Linked DNA regions of Mus musculus: region 2 is linked to region 1. The links are chromatin loops, found by intact Hi-C in ENCODE. Cell type or tissue: left cerebral cortex. All regions are shown on one strand. Links, peaks and the distances in the headings refer to the core of each region. The heading gives the core; the rest is flanking DNA.

The links. A loop is a pair of places that touch in the nucleus more often than their neighbours do. Peaks named below come from ENCODE experiments on the same cell type or tissue, not always from the same donor. Only the 100,000 strongest peaks of a DNase experiment are listed, where the experiment ranks them.
Region 2: it touches region 1 in a loop (2.2-fold over the local background); 2 of 42 quality-filtered maps call a loop at or near these places.

What each region holds. Positions count from the first base shown.
Region 1 is chr15:72,847,593-72,852,970 of GRCm38, forward strand. All of the region lies in intron 16 of Trappc9 (trafficking protein particle complex 9), which reads right to left. It overlaps Gm41343 (a long non-coding RNA gene), which reads left to right. Exons shown (of 3, transcript XR_001781663.2): 2 at 31-108; 3 at 1,128-1,242. Among named protein-coding and RNA genes, the nearest start is that of Gm41343, 19 kb to the left of the region's middle. In left cerebral cortex, for the core only: no CTCF peak of the experiment used is centred there; DNase peaks (open chromatin) are centred at 2,459, 3,029, 3,599, 4,373 and 1 more place; H3K27ac peaks cover 2,876 bases.
Region 2 is chr15:72,903,282-72,908,659 of GRCm38, forward strand. Trappc9 (trafficking protein particle complex 9) reads right to left here. Exons shown (of 22, transcript NM_180662.2): 16 at 276-400. Among named protein-coding and RNA genes, the nearest start is that of Gm31665, 66 kb to the right of the region's middle. In left cerebral cortex, for the core only: no CTCF peak of the experiment used is centred there; DNase peaks (open chromatin) are centred at 2,833, 3,709, 3,953 and 4,277; H3K27ac peaks cover 1,180 bases.

The DNA.
Region 1 (5,378 bases), core at 231-5,230:
AGTCAGTACAATTTAATTAAATTAATAAAGGGAACAAGCACTGCGATGCATCTGTTTCCTTGCTGCTACTCAACACCGTACTAAAGGATTTGCAGCCAATGCAATTAGGTAAGAAAAAGAATTTAACGTATCAAAATTGGGAGGAAATTTGGGAGGAATTGTCAGCCGGGCGTGGTGGCGCACGCCTTTAATCCCAGCACTCAGGAGGCAGAGGCAGGCGAATTTCTGAGTTCAAAGCCAGCCTGGTCTACAAGGTGAATTCCAGGACAGCCAGGGCTATTCAGAGAAACCCTGTCTCGAAAAACCAGAACAGAAAGAAAGAAAGAAAGAAAGAAAGAAAGAAAGAAAGAAAGAAAGAAAGAAAGAAAGGAAAAGAAAAAAGAAAACTTGTCTGCTGTTGACAAATGACAAGCTCTTGGACACAGAGAAGCCACAACAATACTTAAGAAAGTTATGAGATTTCACACATAGCAAACTAGCAGCACACAGGCAATAGTAGACTCACTATGTTTGTACATGCTGACAAGGAACAATCTGAAAAGAAAATCAAGAAAGCAATTCCATTTAAAACAGAACATGAATTAAAAAGTTCAGTATTAAATTTAATAACTTAAAAAATTCACACTGATAATTGTAAAAATGTTGCTAATCAACTTAAAGAAGATCTAAATAAGTGGAAAGGCACACCATGTCCACAGATTACCTTAACTATTAATTCTCGTTGTTGTTGCTGGTTGACAGGCTCTTACTAGATAGCCCAGGCTGGTCTCAAACTAGGCACCTCAGGGTTGGGATAACAGTTGTGTTCTACCATGCCCAACTGAGGTTTATTACTATTCAGATGATGCTATCGCTCGGAGGTGGCTTGAATGAGAATTCAAATGAGAATATTTGAATGCTTGATTCCCAAACCATGAACTGCTTGGAAGAATTAGAAGATGTGTCCCTTGCTGAAGGACGTATCTCTGAGGGTGGGGTCCGAGGTTTCAAGAGCTCATACCAGGCCAAGTCAGTTTCTCTCTGTGTCTATCTCTGTGTCTGTCTGTCTCTCTCGTGTGCGCGTTTGTGTGTGCACGTGCGCACACGTGCGTGCATATACACTCACTTCTTTCTGTGTGTCCCTGCAGATGAGGATGTAACGCTTTCAGCTGCTTCTCTAACACCATGCATGTGTGCTTCCCATCATGATGCTGAGCATCCAAACGTGTAAAGAGGCTCCCGATTAAATGCTCTCTTCTCTGAGTTGCCTTGGTCATGGTGTCTCTCTGCAGCAACAGAACGGTGACTAAGACACTCTCAAAGCAAAATAAAGATTGAACACATTATCTACCAAAATCCCAGCAGAAGGTGGTGTTAGTTTGGGGGATTTTGTTTTCAGAAGCAGAAACCTGGTGGACGTGAACAGGAAGGACACCAGGCAGGAAAAACAACATGGAAAACTCAGCACAGATGAGGGTCTCTTGTTTAAAAAAAAAACAAAAACAAAAACAAAAAAAACCTTAAAATCTGGGTTCTGCCCCTTGTACCACAAAAACAAAGAAATAAAGAAGTCTTACAAAGGTAAATAGAAAAGGATCCAGAATTTCAACTAATAGAGCAGCTTTGCCAGCCACCATGGTGTTTTAAAGTAGCATCCTCAAAACTTGGCCAGTATGAATAGAAGTGCTTCTACTGAACACCGGAGCTGTTTCTGAAGTCCCTGCTGATTTTGCTTCTGGGAAACTGACACCAGATAATTTAGGCAACTATTGTTGTTTGTTTGTTTGTTTACATTGTGCACAATGTAGCCTCAGCCTCCCAAGTGCAGGGATTTATAGATCAGAACTACCACAACCAGTTTAGGCAACCTTTTAAAGACTGGAAATATATAAATCTTGATATTTCACCAATAAAACATTGATGAAGAAAGTACATATTCCTGAACACCCTGGCCGGTGCTACAAAGTCTGATTAGCCTCTTTCTAAATGAATGAATGAGTGAAGCACTTTTGCAACACTGAATGTCAAGATGGATGCCCAAGGAGAGCCCGGATCATCTCTGCTCCTCAGGTACCCACGGCTGTCTAGATGTTCTCAAAAGTGGCCCTAGGCACCCTGGAGTCATTTTACTCCTATGGGTCAGTTCCTTCCCTACTACAAGTGGTATTCACCAAGATTCTTTCTCAAACACACGTGAAAAAAGAGACTATGCATGTTAGCCATTTGTAGCCCTTTAAGATTGCCTGAAAGCCAAGAAGCACTCAGTGGTACATACACCCCCTGCTCACAGACCCCATGCTGGGCTGGGTTGTCTCCCTAGTCCCAATACTGCTAACATTGAGTCCTTGGATCCACCCCATGCCCTCTCTCCAAGCTTCTGCCTGCTGTTGCCTGGGAAGCTAGCCTCCACCTTCCACTCCATTTCACACAGTTTGGTTTATAAAAAGCTGAAGTTTCTAAGTTGACATAGAAATAGCTGAGTGAGCGTTCCTACTTAGAGGCAGTAAGCCCTGTGTGGGCATCCCAGTGAAGACTGCAAACTCCCAGGAAGGAGGAGAGGCTGTGACAAGGCACAGAAGCTTCAGGGTTTCTCAAATGAAACCTCCCTTAAGCCAGCGGGTAGACACACAATCCGCCAGTATATTAGTCCTCTTGGGAGGTGCTAAATACTTCTTAACTGATTTTTTTTTTAATCTATGCCAAAAGGCCATTAATTGTTTCCTGTTTTCATCCATTTGGTCTTCATTTGTCACTAAGAGCGCTGTACATCAGCAAAGCCCAGTCCCCATCCTCGTAGCAACTCACAGCCTGATGCTGCAGGCAGGGGAAACCAAGGGAACTACAACCTGTGTAGGCATCCGTGTGCCCAGGCAGGGTAGCAGCTGGGTGCCAGGTGAGGGAGGGCTGGGTTAGCTAGCAATCAGCCCCCCTGCTGCAGAATCCCTACCCGGTAATCCTCCAGCCACTCCTCCCAACCTGCTGCAGAATCCCTACCTGGTAATCCTCCAGCCACTCCTCCCAAGTTCTGAAACTGTGCTTTACATCCGAGGCACTGTTCACTCCAAAGACCTATGTTATCCGAGGCACTGTTCACTCCAAAGACCTATGTTTGCCAATTAAGGGAGAGGTTCTGAAGACAGAACAGATCTGTTTTGCCACTGTGGGTGGGGGCTGTATGTCTGAGAATGCATGTGCACAGGTGTGCATGCCACCTTGTCTCCACCGAGTGCCTGCAGTGGTGTGGCATTTAACAATGGTGTGAAAGGTTCTTTCCCAAATCACTGGCTGAAAGATAAAGGAGTTCAAAGACCCTCCCTACCAATTACAAAAGGACAAAGTGTTCCCCATTCAGATTCTACACAGAAACACCTTGTATTCTGCAATCCTCTGCCTCCAGATCCTTCAGCCCATTCACACAGCCATCTTCACAGAAGAAAAGTCACAGCATGGGAGATGGTAACTCCTAGCTCATGCCCTGTAGATATTCCTTGCCACAGCCACTGTCTCTGAAGCCTGGGGGTCTCCCCTTCCCCAAGCCATGGGCTTTTCTAGGTCCTACTTTTCTTTCACTTGACTGTACCAGTTAGTTATCAGTCGGTGAGGGTCGGTGCCAAATGGCTAATTGTCTATATCTCTGGCCAACATTTCCACTTTCTATTTATGATATTTACTTCATTCATCACTCTTAGCTCATCTGCCAACTATAAGCTGCTATGGGTAGAAGAACCAGTCAGGGTTCAAACGCCATGAGTGCCTCCTACTAAGGTGTGTTGAAGGCACGAAGAACTGGGAATTCCATTTAGCCATGGCTCTCATCTTTCTGTGTGGAATCCATGAGCCCTTCCAGACATCAGGTCTGTACATGCCCTAAGGAGTGCTAGCTCAAGGTCTGCTGTGTGAATTACCAGTGAATGAATGAATATTTGGAGGAAATACATACAATTTCTTTTCTTAATAACTTAGTAGCTGTATTGGGGAGACCGTGATAGAGAAACAAGAACAATGGATCTTTAAGAATGCTTGTCTATGATTTAAGCTTTGTTAGTGATGGGCAGTAGCTACAAAGCTATCTTTAGTATCATCTGCTTAAAGGGCAAGAATGGAGACCATCTGTTAGCGGCAATCACTTTTGCTGCCCATTCATTTATAAAGTATACATATTACTTAGGCATAAAATGCACTCCTTTTTTTTTTTAATTTTTGGTTCTGAGTACATATATGTCTTCACATGCCACAAAGCACCCTGGGGGGGAACAAAACATCCTATGGAGAGACTCTTCCCAACCAAACGGGTTAATGGTAACCATGGCAACTGCCTCCAAGAATAGCATCATCTGCAGTAGCATTCATGCTGGGACCGTCGACAGAATGGTTATAAATATACCTATTAGCAGCCTGAACTGAATCTTTAAACAGCACTGTTGGGAGAAAGGGTACCTAAAAATAGCTCCCACGCTTGCATTTGAAGACGTGTCCTCAGAAAAACCGCATCTTGTGCACATACTTTCACACACACAGGAAGATTTTTTTTTTAATTTTCTCTTTTTCTCTAACAATGGGCACCAAAACACTGAAGAAGCATGAGAGACAATGCAGAGCTTTATGGCCTTCTAATTTAATTGCCTCATTCCAAAAAACAGCCTCCACCCCCAAACAGAGCAGGCCAGACTTAGCAGTCAGCAGGTGACAGGCAGGGAAGGGCAAGGTGGCCCCAGAGCCTGCACAGCAGGGTGACCCACAGGCTCCACATACCATGCTCACAAGGAAGGCTGTTTCTGCAGTGACCTCACAGGAACACTGGAGAGAGATAACAGCTACTCCCAGCAAAGGGCCAGCCACTTCCCACATCCACATGATAGTCCTGTGCTTTGTCCACTCTATGCAAGCAATCGTCTCCAGTGTTCCTGAGGCTTTATTCACACTGTCCCTGAGGATGGCGAGTCTGCATACACGACAGGAAGTGAGAACCAGATGGTTACAGGCTTGAACTTTGGCTCAAACACATCATTACTTTTTTCGTATGAATAAATTAACATCTCCAGAGCTCATTTCTTTACTGCTGAAGAAGACTGGTAGAGACTTAGAGTACTGCTACAGGAAGTCAGGACAGAGAAATCTCAGTGCCCAGTACCAGGCATACCCACCCTATGAGTTTCCCTCCTTGCCTTGATCCCCTTCAACTCACAGACCCCAGCACTCTGAGAGCATGGGTCACAGTGCCTAAACAACAGATCTACAGAGCATGGCGCCCATCTGAAAAGCAGCTGCCAGTCAATGAGCTACCCAGGCATAGCATGGGTGGGACAGGAGAGGGAGGAAAGGAAGCCACACCTCTTAAGCATAAAGGTGCATGGCTATCTGCCCAGTAGTTATGAAAGATAAATATTATAAAACAATAT
Region 2 (5,378 bases), core at 49-5,048, 56 kb after region 1:
TCAAAGGAAAGAGACAAGGGGAAAATCACCTCCTCTGCTTGCCATCCTCAATGGCATGCCTGCCTTCCCAGTCTCTATGTCACAGCAAAATCAGAGCTTGCATCCCCCAAGTACACGGCACATGAGTACCCTCAGGATTGCTGTCCCGAGAAATTCCACAAGACGTGAAACTATGAGAAACCACTTTGAGTCACAAGCCACCAATCTCCTTCAGAAAAGTACTCCAAATGCTGAGTCGGAAAGCGCTCTAACAGAAACTCCACGGATGGACTAACCTTGACGTGGCCAAGGTCCCCCGTCTTGCTGCCCTCAGAAGGGTTTGTGGGTCTGCTCTCCACTCGGGGCCGCACCACCTGGCGGAAAGGACTGGACAGGGGAAAGCCGCTCACGCTGATTCCATCTAGAAAGGAAGACACAAATCCCAAGTCAAACACAATTGTCTGTTTTGTGAGGCAGGGTTTGGTTTGTTTGTCCAAGAAGTAGCAGGAAGGGACATGGTAGTCTCTACTCCCTGGTCTAATTACAAGGTGGAAGGGTGTTCATTTACACTGACAACACCACCCCTCGGCAGGCAGCTTCCTTCTGGGGACGAGTGTGGGGAAAGTGGACTTGCATGGAGAACAACGACCCACAAGTTCCAATGGGGCTCTCAAGGAACGATGCCCTCGGTAAAGGCCCGACCAAAGGCTGGAGACCAGCTGCCAATGAGACCAGCCACTGCAAAGGGATGAGAAGAGTCTACCATTCTGCTTGCCATGTCCCATCTTGGCCCCAGCTTTTCACTCTGTGACAACCATCACTGATCCTCCAACATCCTCCAAGTCTAAGCCTTCCATAGTGCCTCCTTGGTACACTAACTGAAAACAATCTTTCCCTCTGACTCCCAGCACTTTCTATGGCCTGAGATCTGTTCCTACTATGTGCTACCCAGCGCAGAGGCTGAGCATGAGGGACCAAATCAAGGAATACCGGGTACTGGAAAAGAGGGAAAATACCGATCTGCAATGCCTTGGTGCTGGAAAACTTTGGAACATGTATACTTTGCATACTCATACATACATGCGTACACACACACACACACACACACACACACACACACACATATACAAACACACACAATTTGCCTAGAAACCTCAAAAAGCAATCATCTTAAAGCTTGTGGCCTCTTCACAGGCTGAACGGCTGTGCTTTCTAACCCAGTGGAAGGCAGAGAAGTAAGGCAGCAGCATCCATGGGCAGGGGCGTTTCCAGCTGCGGCTGGGGCAGAAGCTTGAGCGAGAGCAAAGCTGGAAGTGGCACAGGGCAGCTGCAGAAGCAAAAGAGACAAGCTGGGGAAAGATGTCACAGGAGATACTGGGAAGGAACTCTCTCCCACTGGGGAGCTGGGGAAGAACAGACAATGGCATGGAGCATCCCACCTGTGCTTATGCCAACACAGGCAATCACAAATAGGATACGCAGAACGGATTTGTCTGACAATTAATAGGAAGACAAGGGCAAAAAGTCACAAACAGATGGAGGCAGCCTACCAGGACCAAGGAGCGTAGAGATACTATGTGGATGGAGTGCATGCAAGAATGGTTAGAGTTGCAAATAAAAATGAGCTTGTAGCGTGAACTTCACAGCTACCGTTTATAGTGTTCAATCTTTCCATTAGGAGAAAGGCTGTGGGCAATTTCAGGATGTAATTCTGAAATAATACTTCTCTTGAATTCATCCACAATATCACAATCATCATGACAACTGGGAAATGACAGCTGAAAGCAGCGCTAGCCATGAAGAGAAAGCAGCTGCTCTGGCCACACCAGCAGAGCCAGCCTACAAAGGCATATTCAAGAACTGGCAAGGTGCGTGTGCCCGGCTGCAGAGGAGCTGGCCTGAAAATTGGGGAACCAGGAGGAAAAGGACAGCTCTCAACATGAGTGAACATCATCCAAGCATCAGAACCATGGGTGGTACAGACTCGACCCTAGAGAGACTCTCCTGCACTTCTCCAATCTTTGGACTCCAGAATTTGCCCTCCGTGTCTTCCAAGGTTTTCAGCCCTTCTGCCTCAGACTGATCCATGTTCCTCCAGAGTCTCCAGCTCATGGGCAACCTGTTGCAGGGCTTTCCGCCCTCCACAACTATGTGAGCCAGTTCCTATTGTACCCAGCAGCAGCCCCTCCTCTCTGATGAACCCTGGCAGATCTGATAACTGGTCATGCAGCAGGCACAAGTGCATGGGGGCATCCAACTCGTTCCACACTCCCTGTAAAGTGGGCATTGCCATAGTGATTGTACGCATGAGAGAGCCAAGGTTCCAATGAGGTGACTTCTTCAGTATTACACGGCCCATCAACACATAGCTAAAACACAAACTTGGAACCACCGGCCACCCTGACACAAAAGCAACATCCTGAGCTCACCAGCATCCCCAGAGGTCCAAACTATATATATATATATATATATCAAAACACTACCAAACCTATGGTTAGGGCTTACAAATGGCTTAGCAACCAACCCTAGTGACAGGCTATGTTTTTTTTTTTTTAACGTGCTTCTAGAAAGAAAGAAAAAGATATGAACGAACAAGGAGATTGTGTGTATGTGTGTGTGTGTGTGTGTGTGTGTGTGTGTGTGTGTGTGTATGGTAACAGATACCTAAAATAAACTTGAATAGAATGTAACTAAAATAAAATACACTTGCAAAGGTAAAAGAAAGCAAAGGGTGTCTCGTGGGAGTCTGTCAGCGTAGGCTGTTCCAGGTAGAATATTTTTCAAAGATGCCTTCTCATGTATTCATAAAATCCATGGATGCCAAAAGAGCCCATCTGGTTATCATAAAATATGCTCAAGAAAACCAGAGCAGTAGAAGCAGTTGGCTAAAACGATGAGCCAACACTCATCCTTAATTTCCGTAGAGAAAGCATGTTTGTTCATTCAGAAACTCCGCAGTGTGTTTAGGAAAGTAAAAATATGTCTATGGTGACAGTGGAATTGGAGCAGCACGGTCCCCAGCCTCCATGGACAGCCTCATCCGGACACTTCTCTCCCTCCACAGGTGCACACAGTGATGGCACCAGACCTAAGGCCTTCTGCCCTTTCCAGTGTCTGGAGGCTTCCCATTGTCTGCCTGAACACATAGAGTGCTCTGGGGTTCCCAGAAAAGTTGTAGCTTGGGGTACAGTAGCTACTGATATAGGTGGTTAAGTAACCTTCTTTCCATAGAAGAGGATAGATTAGTTCCAGGCTTTATATATATATATATATGTGTGTGTGTATACCCACAAACACACACACATATATATGATTACATATCAAGCTGCTATTAAATCATTTCTTATGGAATAAGATGTCAATCAAAAAAGTGATGATTTTTCTTGATGCTACAACAAAACCATAGAAGGAAGGTAGTTTGTAGCTGCCCTGGAGTGAGACATGCAGAGTTCTCTGGGGAGGCCACTAGTGCAGAGTGGTAGATGTGGCCACAGGTAAGCTTGCTCTTCCTCCTTTTCCCTGTGTACTGTCACTGAATGGCCCTATGCTCGCAGCCTGGGGTTCAGCAGAGACACCAGTGGCTTGCTAAGCTCTGATGAGATCCCGCTCTGCTTCCCACGGGTGGGTACGCTTCTTGCCACCTTTCTGATGAACACCCTGGGAGCAGGCTGCTAAGGGCAGAGGCATCAACACGGTTGTTCATCCAGAGTCCAGGGCTATGTGTGAATCACATCTGACGGTGTACCGCTTCACAGTTTGCTGACAGCTAAAGCAGGGGTTGCCACTGTGGCCTGGGATTACTTTTATCAGTGGGCCGCTGCTCTGCAGTCGGCTGTGTTCTCTCCCATGACCTGCCCGCTCCCCTAACGCTGTCCTCTGAGATCGGAAGAGCTGTTCAGCATCCCTGCCCTGGTCTGCTGTTCTCTTGTGAGAATAAATATGGATTTTTGGAGTTCTCAGTCTTATTTTTTTAAAGAGTGGTGTGACTCATCCCAAAGCACCCGGAAGCTGAAGGCAGCTTGCTTGCAGTCTTAACACAGGGGTATATCTCTTTCTGTCTTTGGAATTCCTAGATGCCTCAGTATTACCACAAACATGTGTTTTGGTTTTGATTTTTTTTTAAAAGAAAGCCTGAGATTTTGTTGAAACTTGGCTTTTCCTTGGTTTAGAAAACATAAGGACGGAGAGAATATTTAACAGTGCCCAACACACTCGCCTGGCATGCAATTCAGTTACTTCCTGCCTGTTCTCACAGGGTCTTCATTTGTGACCAGGAGATCACACCGGTCCTGCTGTCGACATGCCCCTGTGCCAGCACAAGCCCCCTGAGAATCTGTCTGAATGCATGTCGCCCTACTGTGCTTGAGAGGGCAAGTCCAGGATCCTTGTCTCTGAATTCCCAGGTTCTGCCTACCTGCCGCCTACCTGGGTGTCCCTTCCTCACTCAGCCCTTGCCCCCTCAGCCTCGAGAGCTATTCCTTGGTCTCCTTTGAAAAGCCCTGCTGTCCCCCTTTGTCATCAGAAACAGGGGTTCCCCCCCACACACCCAGGGCTCCATGAGAACTTTTCTACCTTGACCCACGCTGCCTTTGTGAAGATGTTCTCATCGGCCATCTGCCTTCAGGGACCAGACACAACCTCTACCCAGTTCCCGGTCCTGTGGGCTTTTGGTCCTTTGGGGAGACAGGGGAGCTCTGACTCCTAAGTTGCCCATTCCCTAGCTGGGTCCCCATGGCAACCTCATTGCTGCTTTCATACTTGTTGCCCCTTTCTCTGCCTTGTGTTTTATACAAACAGGGTGGGCTGCTGCCTTCTCCCCAGCCAGTGTTAACTTCCTTGGTGCCTTCTCTTCTCTGCCCCCTTAGCCCCTTATAGAAGGCCTCCAGGGACGAGAGACTCTGGGCCTGCAGCCCTAGCCTCTTCACAGTCTGACCATCCCATCTAGGCCTTGAGTGGTTCACTGGTGACTTTGAACAGATGTTTATTCTCTTCTGCCAACTTTTTTTTTTCCATATTTGAACTGAAACGGGGGGGGGGGGTATCTTAGATTTTAATCCTGACCTATGATTGCTTTTGGGTTGTGTTGGCCATTGAGTGTTGCTTTTGTTTTGTATTCAGTGGGCTGTCTGCTTTTGCTCCAAAGGAACAAAGCTAATGTGCTGGACTGCCTGCCCATCGTTATATTTAGCCCTGCCACCTACCTGCCTTCTGACTCACAGACAGTCATTTCACAGCGCCGCAGCGTAGCCATGGGAAAGGTCAGCCTGTCCCTGCCTCCCTGGGGCTCGTAGGAGAGCATCTCTGCTGATGTAGACAGCTTCGTGCCACCCACCACATTTGCCCCAGAGGTCTGTTTAATAACCTATGAAGTACGTACATTACTAGGCCCCCTGTTCGGC